Linked DNA regions of Homo sapiens: region 1 is linked to region 2. Evidence: chromatin loops called from intact Hi-C (ENCODE). Cell type or tissue: mammary epithelial cell. All regions are shown on one strand.

What was found. Hi-C counts contacts between places; a loop is a spot of excess contacts. Peaks named below come from ENCODE experiments on the same cell type or tissue, not always from the same donor. Only the 100,000 strongest peaks of a DNase experiment are listed, where the experiment ranks them.
Region 1: it touches region 2 in a loop (5-fold over the local background); 4 of 110 quality-filtered maps call a loop at or near these places.

What each region holds. Positions count from the first base shown.
Region 1 is chr7:31,934,422-31,942,421 of GRCh38, reverse strand. The region is part of intron 2 of PDE1C (phosphodiesterase 1C); the gene reads left to right. It also overlaps the pseudogene SNX2P2. Among named protein-coding and RNA genes, the nearest start is that of PDE1C, 130 kb to the left of the region's middle. RefSeq lists an enhancer at 2,998-4,197 and a silencer at 6,992-7,286. In mammary epithelial cell, a CTCF peak has its summit at 3,451; a DNase peak (open chromatin) is centred at 3,521; H3K27ac peaks cover 3,072 bases.
Region 2 is chr7:31,879,492-31,887,491 of GRCh38, reverse strand. PDE1C (phosphodiesterase 1C) reads left to right here. Exons shown (of 18, transcript NM_001191057.4): 3 at 6,632-6,745. Among named protein-coding and RNA genes, the nearest start is that of PDE1C, 190 kb to the left of the region's middle. In mammary epithelial cell, a CTCF peak has its summit at 4,991; a DNase peak (open chromatin) is centred at 3,491; H3K27ac peaks cover 2,565 bases.

The DNA.
Region 1 (8,000 bases), 55 kb before region 2:
GTCCTAAGTTTTAAAATCCACCCTTCTTTGGGGTAACTAAGGGCAGCATGAAGTAGCTGAGTGATGATAAAAGGCAGTTTAGGGGCATAATATGGGAGCTAGTGACCCTGAAACTGATACTTTTCCTGGAGAGCTTTAGAAGAATTCATGATTCAGATGGACACAAAACAGGGTACTTCATACAGCTTTTGATTTCTGCCCTGAGCTTTGAAACAAGGCCTCCACAAACTCCGGAACTTATGGAGCACACAGCCCTTATTCCTGAGGTTTCCCCATGCTGCTCTTAGGAAGACATTTAGTGACTGTCTTTAGAGGCGAATGAAAAAAGAAAACCCAGAAAGAAAGATTTCCTCCCTTCCTCCATATATTCATGTGAGTAGGTACCTGTTTCACAGAATGATATCTCATTTATGGTGTTGTTAGAAGTATTATCCTTTGTTTTGTGCATCTTTTGCTTAAAAATATCCCTACAGTATTTATTGTATAATTGAATCAAATAAAGTGACTCAAAATGCCACTTTGTTAGGATTAACAGTTTTCAAAAGACTTTCATACGTTATCTTGTTTGACCAGCATAGGAACCCTGAGGGGCTCACATTCTTGTCATAATATCACAAGTGACAAACTCTTTGTCTTAAGAAGGTAAGGGATGTGCCCAGGCCACTGGATTAAAGAACAGTAGAGATAAAATTAGAAGCCAGATTCCCTGACTCCTTTAGTCCAATGTTCAGTTCCTAAAATGTCTGAAAGGACTCAATTAGGAATAACGGGAAGTGGATGTTGGGAGGATAACTAAATACTTGTTATTGCCATATTAATTTAGAGTACAAACATTATTCTGTACCCCCTTCCTGGATCTGTCAAAGAACACAGGAGCAGACACACTCTTTGATTCAATTCTGGCAGCAATAACTGTAGTAGGGGTGATAGGGTGATTGCAGGAGAAGGTTACAAGGAGAGGGTAGGTTCCCTTTCTAGACTGTCCACAGAAACTTCTGTGGCTTTGGCAAAAAGATTTCTGTCATCATCTAGTACAACTTCTGAGGGTCTCGCACCATTGGAGTTTGTGCTTATATCTTCTGCAGGAAGATTAGCTGGTTCTAGGGCTGATGGACTTGACCCTAGGGTGAAGACAGTGTTGGTGAACAGGTCCCTCCAGTCAGGGGCTTCCCTCTTGCTGCCATCTCTGCTTGCTCACCATTATTGTCTTTGGTGTTTTGCTCAAAGAGTGTGTTTGTTAGGACCTTGTTTCCAAAGCTTTAGGGTAGCCAGAGCTCAGATCACTTTTGCTTTACTGTGGGATATTTACCTTGTGCTTTGGGTGAACAGCTTAGGTAGCTAGCTGCTTGGTGTTTTGAAATATCCATGTTTCCACTTAGAAGACTGGTGTTTTGTTTATTTTAATCTGTCATGTGCAGAAATGAGGCTTAACTGGGATAGATTTCCTATTTGTGTGTGGAGGTGTGAGTTGGAAGGTGTACACTTGGTCTGTTCTTGTAAGGGCTGAGGTGGGCAGAGCAAAGGGACCTGGAGATGGGGCAAGGATGGCAATGACTTGAAGGGTCTGTGTGTGTGGAGGGAGGAGGCCCAGTCAGGATGCTCAGAGTGAAACTGGATCCACCTGCTCACAGAGCGTGGCTGGGTTTCATTCATCTTGCCATTCATTATTCCTTACCAGAATTAATTATCAGTGCATGAGGACCAATGATGAACCAATCTGCACATAGATGGGTTTCTGTTCAGACACAGGGGGCTTGTTGCCCTTCAGGGAAGCTCTGCCTCATAATCACTCTTCTAAATGCCTCAGGGCACCCATCCCTATGGGTTCTGGGAGGTCCCCAGACTCCTTTGTCCCTTTTACTTCTCCTGCCCTGTGCATCTTCCTCCCTTCCCTGGGCCAGCAACACTGGCCTGTTTGTATTCTGGGGCTCCATTCTTTGGACTTCAGGCTTCTGTAGTTTTCTTCTAGCCTAAAAGAGGATGAATCATGAACTCTACCTTGCAGAGAAAAACTGGAAAATCATTCAGGGAGAAAACAGACTCAAGTCTTGACCATCTGCTTTTACAGCTACTGCCTCTGCTTTCATCTCAGACAGCTAAGCCTGAGCACCTGAGAGTATGTCAGAGGAGAAACTACAGCACAGGCAACTCCACCCCTCCAATACCGCTTGGTTGGGTAGGGCTAGAAGGAGACATTGTGGCACAATAGGAAAAGCCTGGGATTTGGAGTCAGATAGATATGAGTTCAAATTCTGTCTCTGCTAATTACTACTTTAAAATAGTTTCTAAACCCAGATCCAACCTAAATAAAATGAATCAGTCTCTCCAGGTGGGGCTTGAGCATTTGCGATTTCTAAAAACTTCCCCCGGTGATTCTAATGTGCAGCCAGAGCTGGATGCCATTAATCTGACATTTTGCTCTAGTTTGGGGAGATTTCCTAGTTTCCCAGATTCTGCACTGCACATCTCTCTGTGATGGTGGATACTCACTCTTTCTCCAGGCTGTGGGCAGCCAAACATGCCTCCTTTTTCTAAGACTCTCAGTTGGCCCTGACTGTACTGCTTTTTGGGAGTTGCCAATATTCTTTATCTTTCTAGATGACTTCATTGTGTATTGACCTTTGTTACATGCTCTCTTGAGTTTTATCCCTTCCTTTCTTTGTATTATCTTGATCAGTTTCTATCATAATTCATTGGTCTTTTTGGTAAAGAAGAGTTAGTGACTATCTTCTTTCCTAAGCAGGTCTTGATGAGTCAAGTAAAGTGAGAACTGTTCTTGGATGTTCTGAAGCTGCTTTTAAAATATTTATTTATATTCCTCATCTCTTATCAATTTCTTCTCCTTAAAAATCCTTTGTTTTCATTTATATTTTTCTCAACTCTCAGATTAACTTCTTATTTGTCTCATAAGATGCTTGTCAATATCCCTTCTGTGTTTTCTGATGATATAGTGACCCTCCCAGACTTCAACCAAAATCATATCACTAAATATTAAAAACAAAGGCAGGGTTTATCTTAAACTCGTGTGTTCCTTTTAACTCTTGTCAAATGAGAGCATTTGGATACAACCTTGAAGACTCAGCGGTGTGGTCTATTCATTGCTCACCCAAGTCAGTTACACTGAACTGAATAACCATGTAAATGATTTTGCTGCTCCTCCTCTTTCTCCTCCTTCTCCTCCTCCTCCTCCTTCTTCTTCTTCTGTCTCTCTCTCTGTGTGTTTAACAGAGAGATTCTTCTACATGAATTTTTAAAACCATAGCAACTGACTTGAAAAAATACAAATTAGACCAACCACCTAGTTTTGTCCTCGCACTGCTAGAGTAATAATTTTAAATTAAAATTTTTGCCAGCGCTTGAGCTTTTTAAATTTGGACTTCCTGAAGGACTTGGATTATGCTTCTGAATTGTCCTGTGCAATACCTAGAACATGCCACTGGGAGCTAAAAGTGCTTTGGTGCTGGAGGTGGTGAGGGTGCTGAGCTCTTGACAATGATGCTGTGTCATTAGTGCACTGTAGCTATAATTAAGGTTAAAAAGATACAATTTGCCATTGTGTCATTGAGACATGCAAGTGTCAGTTATTCATTCAACAAAAATTTGTGAATTATTGAGTAGTTTTATGTGCTAGGAGCTATGTGTCATTCAGTTATTCATTCAACAAAAATTTGTGAATTATTGAATAGTTTTATGTGCTAGGAGCTGTGTGTCATTCAGTTATTCATTCAACAAAAATTTGTGAATTATTGAATAGTTTTATGTGCTAGGAGCTATTATGAATAAAGATGATTCAACATAAATTTTTGTAAAGTTTCACAGTAAACTTTGATCAATGTTTTTATCGTTTTTGAATAGAGGTAGATACTTATAGTATTGCATACATGATTAAAAGGAAAGTATTCTAAGAGTAAATATCAGGTAAAAAGAACTTTCTACCAATAATATTGAATATGACTTTAAACAATTTGGTCTGACTCCTCCCTCCCAGCCCCCCACCCCTTCCAGCTTATCTGGTTTGCCTGCTCTCTTTTGAGATACTTTACAAGATAAAAGCTGCAGATAAATTATTTGGAATTACCCAAATATGTGAATGGTTTGGGAAACTGCATATTCTAGACCTTTGCAAACCAATTTTAGAAATTTTTAGATGCCTGTTAATTTTTTCCTAGGCTACTAGATTAATAACCATTGTTGAATCAGAAATGCATCCATCTTCCAAAATGACATTATTGCAAAATCCCCAAATTGCTTGCAATTCCTACAGTAGGCCCTAGATTGTATCTACACAGTGTGAAATGTACATGTGAGTAATTATACAGAAAGCTCAATCAGTATAGATCTCAGTCTGGATGATTAAAGACAAGGGCTTTCTCTTCATCTTAAGTGGGTTTATTTTAAATGAGTATAACATACCTCTATAAATAATGTACTTTTCAAGGCAAAGTAAACACTCTATTTATCTTGCATTGTTTGGGAATGGAGTGCCCATGTTAACAAATTTTACAAAAACTGAAGCTCGCCACTTCAGAAGCTTTTTGTGGAAACTATTTTGTAGTGAAAAACCTTGAATGTGTAGTTTTCATGTTTATGGCTCCTTCAGCATAATATGCTGAATAAAATGTGAGTTTCTTAATGGTGAGTATCATTAGAATTGGCAAATAGTAGTAAGCATAACTGATCTGTATAGAAAATTTTAAAGGCAATGAATAGTCCTGGATGTCTTTTGAACAGACTTTAAAACATTGTCTTTTTATTGCAAGTCTATTTGATGTGACTTGTTTTCTCATTCCTTCATTCGTGGAACTGTAAACCCAAAATAAAATTCTAGGCACCCCTAGCCAAAAGAATGGATCTTCCTCTTGGCCAAAGGGATCCCAAAGAAACCTGAAGAACTAGTTCCAGCCATGATGGGAAGGGAGCACCAGGACATGCCTGTTTATACTCTCCTCTCTTTGGAGTTTAGACACAATTGATCAGCATTAACATGAAAACAGAACTCTTATGACTGACAAAACAGACTTTTTGTAGCAGTAAGATACCAAATTCCAACCTGACTCTGGTATAGTACCACATAACACAGCAGGTCCTGAAAGAAATAAAAGTATTTTACCCCACAATATATTTCTTTGACATATTTTGAAATGGTCCTGCAAAGCTGTTTCTTGTCGGGGGAATTTGCGTTCTATAGAGACTCTCCTTCCATTACTAGTTTTTTTCCAGAGTCTGATGTCTTTTAAGGTCTGATAAGAGACAGTCACCATCTATTCTCTCTGAAGCCTTCTACAGGGAGGCTTTGTCTACATAACAAGAACCTTGGCTTCCACAATCCCCCCTATCTTAACTCAGGCTGACTTCAACTGTTTCTACAATTGCCAGTCAATAAATCTTTGAATTTACCTATGACCTGGAAGCACCCCTCCCAACCTGCCCATTTGGAGATGGGCAAACCAGTGATAGCTTACGTGTGTTGACGTATGTCTTTACCTGTAACTTCTGTCTCCCTAAAATGTATAAAAGCAAGCTGTAACTCAACCACACCTTGTGCACATATTCTCAGGACCTCCTGAGGCTCTGTCGTGGGCTGGCTCTTAACCTTGGCAAAATAAACCTCTAAACTGATTGAGACATGCCTCAGATCCTTTTTGGTTTATAGAACAAATATTTATAGTGTGCCAGAACTCTTTGTATGCCTAACTTCAATACTTCTTCTCTCTACCCCTTTAAAATTCCTGGTTTCTAATCTGTGATGAGTCATTAAACCAGAAAAGCAAAGTGACTACACTTGTATGCAAAATAAGAATTAATAGGATCCTTGAAGTTCTAAATGTCCTGTTTGATATCATCATGTTCATAAGGTTTAGTACATGTCCTTAGTGGGGGATGCTATTGGCACGTCCTGCTCGCATGCTTGCTCATAGATGTGTGTCTGATGCCTGTAAGTTTGGGATAAATGAGGTGTTATAACTTTTTAGAGTTTTTTTTTTTTTTCTTCTCCCTGGAAGGAATGAGCTTAGAATACCACAGGTGTGTGTTGTAAGGGCATATTGTTGAGTTTGTTTTCTCAGGAATTGGGAAAAAACAATCCTTTCCATTGGCTTTTTGTAGCATCAGCATCAATGCAGTTTGGGTGTGGTAGAAGCAAAGACATGGATACATGTTACTGTCTATCCCAACCCACATGATAGGTTTTATGGACCATTCCCTGCTTAATAATGACTCAACAAATGTTGAGTATATAGCCATGTGTGATTCCGTCTTTAGATCTTTATAAAAATATACTTTTTGATTGGAAAAAAACTTATTTGTCAGATCCCATGTCCCAATTTTTGGATTGCAGAATATGGTCACTTTTGGAGTAAAAGTGGGAAATGGCTGAAACTTTGATAGAGGTTGCTGTGAATATCTTACAGACGGCATTCCCTCCTATGTTCCCCTGTGGGAAGTGGAGGGAAGTTTCCTCCCTTTATCAAAATGTAAGAAGCTGGGTAATAAGTCTTGTGAGCTCCACCCCTCCCCAGTTCCCACTCAGTGTCAGGAGCACTGCTGAGGCTGCTGCTACTGCTAGCATTGTCTTCCTTTCCTTTCAGCTGCTGCTTGGTGACGTTAGACCCTGATAAATAAGAGGACCCAGAGGCAAAGAGACTTTAGTGCAAGGGTCATTCTTCGGTCCCCCATAGCATTTTATTTATACTACTCTTAGCACATGCATCCTAACTTTAATTTATGTTAGTTACGCTGACCGGATTGTAAACACCTCTGAGACAAGGGACTGAGTCTTATTTTATTATTATGCGTGTCTCCAGGCCTAGCATTGGGCCTGCTGCAGAGTGGGTGCTGGCAAATGAATGAATGAATAATTGAATGAATGTGCGCTTGTATCATTGAAAGCTCTCCCTGACCTTCGCATTGATGGATTTTTATTTGTCCTGAGAGCTTATTTATAGGTTTTCCTTTCAGGTGTATGAACTTTAGTGTGAAAAGCAAGAGTTAGAGAAGGATGAACTTGTGCCCTGAAGTCAATAGGAGGGAGGTTCTGTAAAAGGGAAGTGCAGGCCTGGGGCAAGGGGCAGAGTTGAAATAACTGACTTAATTTGTAAAGGAAATGGAGAATGCCCCAGGCTCAGGGCTGTCAGCCAAGTGGGTTTTCAAAAGCACTGATTTCAGTTGAACAAAGGAATGTTGTGTCAATATGAGAAAGTTTTTATCGTTTTCATCTACTCAGGCTGCCTTCTCTTCACTATTTCTGTGTCTTGACATTTTAGAATGGATAGACCCCTGTATCAACGCTAGCACTATCCATGTTCTCTTACTAGAGAAGGCATTCGAGTTTTTGTTGCTTTTGTCATAATGGAAGGTTATAAGATAAAAACAATTTGTTAACTTGATATTTTTGTCCTTACATGTATGTTCTAGAAATGAGATTAGTTTAACAATGTAGCACTATCACTGTAGTTTTAAAATGAAATTGGAACATAATCACTCATTTTCTTCCATTTTCTCCCCATGAAATTGTAATATTGGAAAGAGAATTCAGTGTTGGAGGAATTTATTTTTTTGTAGAACTATATTTTCATGATTTTCTGGCCCACAGAGATCCTATAAAAGAACGGCAGGCAAGCCTGAGCATCAGTGACTCACAGAGCATTCAGTGCTCCAACTGACCTTGAGTAAAATTTCTGGGCATTTAGGAGAATGATGGCATAAGAGGAGATTACCCTTCCTCAAACGTACCACAAATCAGATAACTTTACAGTGTTCCTACTATGAAATTTTAGATTATGAGGCAAGAGTCAGACAGTTTTGCCGTATAAATCAGACCAGTATCAACTCACGTAAGCTAGTGTGATTTTTTTTTTTTTTGTATTGGTGGTGCTAATTGAATTTGCTGGAAATGTTTATGTAATAAATTTTCTACTTTAAAGATGCTGTGCCAGGAGCATAAACTAGTTTCAGTGCAAAGCATGTTACACAGAGAAAGTTGCCACTGGAATGAATGACAA
Region 2 (8,000 bases):
CCTAGGTACTAATTATTTTTCTTAAGTGAAAAAGTAACTGGAGTCCAGTAATTTATTTCAATCCATGTGTGCATCTGCTTTAAGCAGATGTAATTAGAAACTGTAGAAGTAAAATTCTCTTTTATTTATAGCATTAACAAAAGGTAAAAGCTACATAAGTAGGCTATTCTTGCCAGTCATAATTTTTGTTGGCACTGTTCTTGTTTTTGGTTTGATGTTCACTCAATGAGGAAACCGCATGCCCCAAAACAATGTCTTTCCCAGAAATTCTTAAAAGCAACCATCCATACTACCACTAAACTCACGCATCACTCTATCAAATTTCCATCATGTGAGAGAGAGTATTCACACTGTGCTGTTCAGAGTATCAGACCAGCCTGATTACAATGGAAACATAGAATTTTCCATCTCACTCACTATGTGTGCTCCTCTACTCAGCTGCTAGATTGATCTTTCTAAAATGCCAATCTCATCATTCTGTTCCTCCATTTTAACATTCTCCAGGGGTTCCCCATTATCTCCAGGAGAAAATTACATTTCTTTAGCTTGAGATTCTAAGTCTACTGTGGTGTAGTTCCTACCTTCTTCTGTTTTATCTTTTGACACGCCCCTGAATAGATCCGAATAGATCTATTCTGAAAAGATCCGAAAAGATCTATTCTGAAAAGATCCGAAAAGATCTATTCTGAAAAGATCCGAAAAGATCTATTCTGAATAGATCTGAATAGATCACTGCCTTCAGTCTGCTCTCTCCATGCAGAGTCTGCCGTTTCCCTATCCCATCCTCTGTGCCTGGCTGACCCCTACGTGGCCTTCAAAATGGCTCTGGTCAACTCCACTGGGGAGGGCTTTGTTATTAGAAGATTCCTCTCCTCTGTGCTTTCTTAGCCCCCATCACACCTCTGCCATTTCGCTTACAGTACTGCATTGTGGGTGCTGGTTAGCTTTCTGTCTTCCCTACCTGAGAGAAGGCACTGCATTTCCCCACTTTGTATTCCTAGAGCCTATCTCTCCCAGTGCCTGCACACAAAAGACACCCAATGTTGAATGTTTTTCAAGTGTGGCCATCTTAATCAGCTGTCATTAATTATAGAAACAAACAATGGCCAGAAAAATGCTTGGGTGACATCATTGGATGGCATTAAAGCATAAGACTAAAAGTCATGTTGGGGCATCCCATTTGGAAGAGTTGTTTTAAGTTATTTCCTATGGCATTTAGGTAAGTGGCAGAGGACAGGAGTGACATGGAGGAGGCAGGTGTATGAAAAGGACACAGAGATGAGTATGCTGTTCGAATACATGGGTGTGATGAACTGAAATGAAGTTTTTTTAATTCAAATGAGTTTTTAGGGCTCATGATCCATTGGGACATGTAGAGAAAGTACTGTAAAAGATCCAGTTCTCTCTCATATCCTTTCAAACAAAACAAAGCCTTTCTGAGACAGCAGTACTTGTTGGTTACACTGGCATTTTAGGAGCTGCCCCCCCATCCTCAGAGGGAATAACCTTGGGCAGAATAGACAAACATGAGAAAGTATGTTTCCATAGCTTCTTTTTATAGTTCATTTTTATTTGTGCAAAAGAATGAAATTCTAGTAGGGTCTAATGCTCAACAAATGTATATGTTTTCAAGGCATAGGGTTATAGGGCTTTCTGCGACCTCACTGGGGTGGGGAATAATGCCTAGTCCAGTATAAGGCAGTTTTCTAAATTATAAAGTTGAACCAATAAGTTGCTTTTTAATGAAGCTCACTCCATTGGTCCTAGGAATTATCTTTGTGGAAAAAAAAGAAATATCTCTCCTCCCTAACATCCTTTTAAATTACAAAATACAGTGCTCTGGCCTTTCCTCACATAGTTCCCCTCTTCCAACACCTTTGTGCATCCCACATGTTGATTGGTGTGGGGTCAGGGGAAGTCAGCATCCAGGGCTCGCTCTGGATCTGAGGGCACAGGGAACTGAAGAGATTCAGTATCTCATCATATGCCTTGCAGGTAAGAAGCATACAGAAAGCAAACAGTTTACGCCAAGAAATGCAAGAGTCATGAAAAGATGCAATGGCTCATCCACAATGAAATTGCACACTGTCTTAACTGAAAGGCATCTTGCCAAAGTTGGAAGGCATAAGCACTTCCTAAAATGGTGTTGCACTTCTATACTGGAACTATTATCTGGCAGCTGCAGTGACAGAAATGGATGGAGTGCTGGAAACTATGAACATTCATTCTCTCAGAAGAGAAATCTTATTAATATTATTATTATTTGTATATTTTCCTACTTCTTTATCTTCCTTCCTTGTAAATTTATTTCAAATGCTCATGAAATAAATTCCCCTTAGGTGTCCAGACCAAAAATTCCCCTGGGTAGTATTAAAACACCAGATCTCCATCTTTCCCAAAATATAGGCTGCAGCATACCATGGGACCTGGCCTCTGAGGACATTTGCCTTTTAGATGGAATGGATTCACATGAAAAGCATCTAGACAACTTTACTAGGAAAACAAAGAAGAGCAGTTGAGCCCTCTGGCCTCAGCTAGTCTTTTCCAGTTGAACAAAAATACTTTATGACATGGGTATGAAAGATCCTGGCTAATTTTCAGACAACCCTTCTTAAGATAGATTAAGATCTAAGGAATACCTTCACTATAATGACAAATAGAGAGGGGTCCTTATTCTCATGAACTTAAATTGGCCAATGATAAAAGAGCTAATTTGAAACTCTTTTGCCCAAAGAATAGCCATTTCACCAAGAGGTAGGTAGGATATGGCAGGGCAGGGCTGGATATTCCAAATGGAATGGATAAAGAGCTAGAGAAAGGTGGGCTGAGGGGCCTATGGAGCATAAGCACCTGAACACTATGCTAAAGCTCAACAGAATTTGAAAGGGGCATCTGGAATCACTAGGCTTTGTGTGGCAGCTACATAAAGCAGAAAGTTGGCAGCTGCAGCTTGTATCTGACATGGGTGACACCCAAACAGGAGATGGGTATATACAAAGCTGGTCACCACTTAACTCTTTTTAACAATAAGTTCTTGTAGTCTTTCTATTGTCATGTTTTTTTCTTTTTAAAGAAACTTCTTATTGTGTTGATTTGGGCTTTTACCTTTGTTTCAGAGATCTATGGGTTTTTTTTGAATTGTATTGAACACACAGCAGATGCTCCCTAAAATTCACTTCTGTTTCCATTAGTGATTTTTTTTTTCAAAAGTGAATCCTTTCACATTTTGAATGCTGTATTTTCTTCTGTCTTTATTGCTGCATCTCTTCATGAATTTTTTTTCTGTTTCATCATCCTTGAGTAAAGAAAGGTGAATGTCAGCTGGGTGTTCTTCCATAAACAGAGTGACGGGTTGTTCTAGGTTCCCTCACTGTCTGCCAGGAAGTTGATTGAATCTTCTGCTCATCTCATAAGCTGGAAAGACAGGGTTACATATAAATTTCTAGTGCCTCCCACGCATCCAAAAGGTGCATTATTTCTGTGTCATTTCCTCTCTGGATCTGTTGAAACCACTTGGCTAGGGTTTTGCTTTCTATTTACAGCTTCCTGTTGGGTCAGAACTTCACACTGAATGCATAAATGTGACTGCCTAATGTCTGCCTGGCACCACTGGTGACTACATCAGGGAGAAGCCTCTGAATGGCTGATTTTCTGCTAATTGTGGCACAAAGCCTGGGTCTCCCTGATGGAGCCGATTTCAGTGCTACTCATTGGAACAGCTGAGTGAGATTCTAAGTGAAGCTTTCCCTGAAGGCCCCACTCCTCTTCTGGCCCTGGGGTCCCAGCCCCCTGATCACAAGGTGATATGAGGCCCCTTCATGACTTGATTCTCTCAATACTGTGCTTTCCCAGGAGTGGGAATTGTTAAAAATTAGTGGCTATACATCCATAGTCCATATAATGTCCTTAATAATTCCAATTATTTTTCAACTGATGAGAATTAGCTTTTAGTTTGTAAAAGTGGGAGAGGAAGTGTTTGTATGAGAAATAGGAGATTGTCCTAGTAAAAGGAGACGTGTCAGCTCATTTTCATGTTTAGTTGTCCTTGTATTATCAGCATTTTATTTTATCTGTCTCTTCTTTCCAGAATCTTTTTAAATTACTTGTCCATTTGGTACAGTTTGAGTTAGTTAAATCTAGGTCATGAATCAACAATCCATTTAACTGGAGACTCACGAATTCACTCCCTTGGAAGACCACTGTGCTTAAAGTTTTTGTTTTTGTTTTGTTTTCTGGAAAGGATATGAATGATAAATTTTGAAGTTGTTGACACCTGAGAATGTATTTATTGGCTTCTTATGTACTTGGTAACTCTGTAGATGTAGATATAAATGTCTTGAAGTTTCCCATATTATTCTCAAAAATTGGTACTGTTATTAAATTGCTTTTTGATGTTTGACATGATAGAAGTAGATGGCCAGGACAATTTTTTGTTACTTTGTAAGTATTATATTTCATTTTCTCAAAGATTTTCAAGTTTGTTTCTTTATTCTTTGAAATCAAAAATTACAGTAGCATACATTTGATGTTTTCATTTACTTTTAAAAAATTGTATTTGATCCCTTTTCATCTGCTTATACAGGTTTTACTTTAGCCTAGGAAAACTTATTCAATTAAAGCTGCTTCTGTTGTTTATTTCCTAGGGAAGTTCTATTATAGGTAGATAGGATCTTCTGGCTTTTACTTCTATTACTCTTATAATTTTTCTCATCATTTTCTTGGTTTTTGTCATTTCCTCTTAGGTTCTAGAATTGAGATGGATTCTACTAGAGTTACATGTCAGTTCCTGATAGAACCTGTAAGCCCCAAATGGAGAGAGGCATTTTTAAGAAGTTTAATTTTACTCTTATGTTTGAGAGTAAACTTTAAAAAGTCTAATTTTACTTTCATTTTTGAGACTAAACTTTGAAAAGTTTAATTTTACTCTCATTTTTTCGTTTGGGAGTCCAAACAGCCTAGGGGATAGCTGGGCACCTTGAGGTGAGAATCAGAACTGGAGGCAGACTTAGCCAGGAATGTGTTTTGCTAAAGAGCTTCCAATCCTTATTTGGAGCAGCAGTCAGAGCTCCCTGCTGCTGTCTCCCCATTCTTTGGCAGGCTGGCTATCCTTCTGTGTGAGTGACTGGCATGCCCTTCCCTGCCAACTCCCTGTCTCGTGCTGCCTCTGAAATTCAGAACTCTTCCCAGTGCTGCTAATGGCATTGCCAAGGCTGACCTTCACCTCCAAGCCTGCAGGGGCCTCTGCTGATTTCCTTTGCATATTTCCGTTTGATATATTGCAGATTCGTAATTCAGGTAGATACTACCTGAATCTAATGTTATTTGTATTTTATATCATTGAAACTCCTGGAAATTATTTTATGGTTGACCCTCTTGCTTACTTTTTAAGGTTGATCCAAGATTTTTTCTCATTCTTTATTGTGGGTCATTTTCATGCAAATCAGGAAGGGAGTAGTCTATACCTTGCCATGAAGGCAACCTATTTGAGGATATTTTGATGTCAGGAAGGTGAGAACAGATTGCGTATACCAACGGGAAGTGGAGATTTGACAATCATTTTAAATATCTTGCTAGAATTTTTCTCATTTGGTTATCTGTGGTGATCAAAGTCATTGAATAATGACAATAGCTATAACGATTGCCTTTTCAAAGAACAACCGAGTCACATACTCTATATCAATTTCATTTAATCTTTAGGTCAACTTTAGAAATTTCATACTTTGCTCTTCATTAAGATAACACTCAAAGATGTTACATAACTTACCTAGGGTTGCACAGCTAATAAGTTATGAAGTGAGCTTCAAACCCCAGTTCGTCTTCAAAGTCTCTACTCTTTTCATTGCTGGTTATCAAACAGCCTGAAGAGTTGCCCAATCTCCAAATCTCTGTGGTATTTACAGTATTCTCAGTTACCGCATGTTGATCATCTGTAGTCATTTTATTGTTCTCATGAATACTAAGTCCTCTGTGCAGATAATGTTCATATAAATAACAGAAAAAACATGTTTTATTGCTTCTCTTGTATAGTCTGGAATTCCTCGGTTTAAAATCAATCCTCATATTTTCTTTTCTTTTTTAACTAGGGTATTTATCTCCTCTCAGAGTGATTTTTTCTGTCCAGTAAAACAATTTACTTTCATCTATTCCTTCTGTAGCCCTCTTGTGGTTCTCAGTGGTTTATATGTTTTCATCTGTCTTGGGACATGCCTGGGTCATGGGGCTGCCATTATCTGGGGCCACTGCTGGACCAAGTGCCTTCAACAGAGCAGAATCTCAAGAGGTATTTGGTGATTTTGCTGCTGGTCAGGCTTTACTACATCCACATAGAACAAAAAAGATGAAAATTTGAGAAAAAGCAAAATCATTGATAATTTAGGATTCATAAAGATAAAAGCTAGCTAGAAAGTATGGTCAGTGCCTGGTTGGAGAGAAATTTTTTCTTCTTACTTCACAATGGCAAAAATGTATACATTTATTTTATTACCTGCTCCTTTGGTCCCATAATTATTTTCCTTTCAGATGTATCAGAATAAGTGAGAATATTCGATGACTGTAAAATGTATCACCATAGTTGTAGGATTATTCTTTGTTTCCTCTATTCTAATGAAATTATGTCTTTTTATTTTTCTAGATTACGGTCTTTGGTCAAACAATTAGAGAGAGGGGAAGCTTCAGTGGTAGATCTTAAGAAGAATTTGGAATATGCAGCCACAGTGCTTGAATCTGTGTATATTGATGAAACAAGGTAAGCTAAAAATAACAAAAGAGATTAGTATAGTGATAGTAAATTTTCTCTTAAATGGCTTTTCTGAAATTGTCCCCCATGCCAGGAATGGGGTGACATTCAAATTACTCATCTTTGAGTTTTAGTTTCCACAAACAAAGAGGATAGATTTGGACAAGTCACTTACTCTCTGTACCGCCTCATCTATAAAAGGAGCTAATAGAACAAATCTCATATGGCCGCCATGACAAGGAAGTGAGATCATGAAAGAGGAGAAAAACGAATTTTTAAAAATCCACTAAGATTTTAAAAATCAGATATAGAGCTCCATTGTAATTATTGTATGTTTTTAGTGTTAGTCTAAAAATTGAGTTTATGTTTTAATTCATAATGTCCATTAGTAAATGGAGGCTCCTGAAGTGATCGAGAAGCATGTGTTCTCTTAAGCACCCAGCATTCCCTCTTCAGTCTTACGTATGTCGCTGATTTACTTAGCAGGTTTATTCCACTTGAATTATCTAAACGTATTAAAGCGGTTTCAGTTACTACATACGTTTGAAAGTTATAAAATTGCATTTCTTTTGAAAAATGTTGAAATGTTGAATACGAAAGGTGTGGTTTTTTTTCCCCCTAATTTAGACAGGCTTCTCTGTCAGTATTTGTGATGTCTTTTATTTGCCAAATTCCAATCTGAAAGTATTTCACAGTAATCTAAGATTTGTATGGTTTACTATTATTATTATTTTGCTGACACACTTGGTTTCTAATTTAAGGAAATTCGATATCATAGCTTTTTTCCAAATGTTATGTTTCCTCCGCTTACCTCCACCCCAATTGGTAAGTCTAAAGGAAAAAAAAAATCCAAACACCTTTACATTGGCAGCTACTTTTACTGATGATTTTTAGTTGGGTTTACTGTAAATATGACATGCTATTTTAGGTTTTATTTTAACATTGCTCTTTGTGTTCGATTCTAGTGGTCTGACCTATGAACAAGTTTGAAAAATCAGCAAAACACAGCTATTAGATGATTAAATCATTGTGCGCAAATAAAGAACTGCATTATTTTGAAAATTTTCCTTGAATTTAGACATTTAAATTTTGGTAGCAACCTGGAAAGAATCTTAATTGTCATCACTTAGGATCACTACTTCAGAGGACTGGGTTGCTGTGATTTGGTAAATACTTTGCAAAGTCTCTTAAGTATCCATTTATATTTTTAAACAAAATAACGTCACATGGTCCATCTATGAAATAATACAAGGCTCCCTGTGAA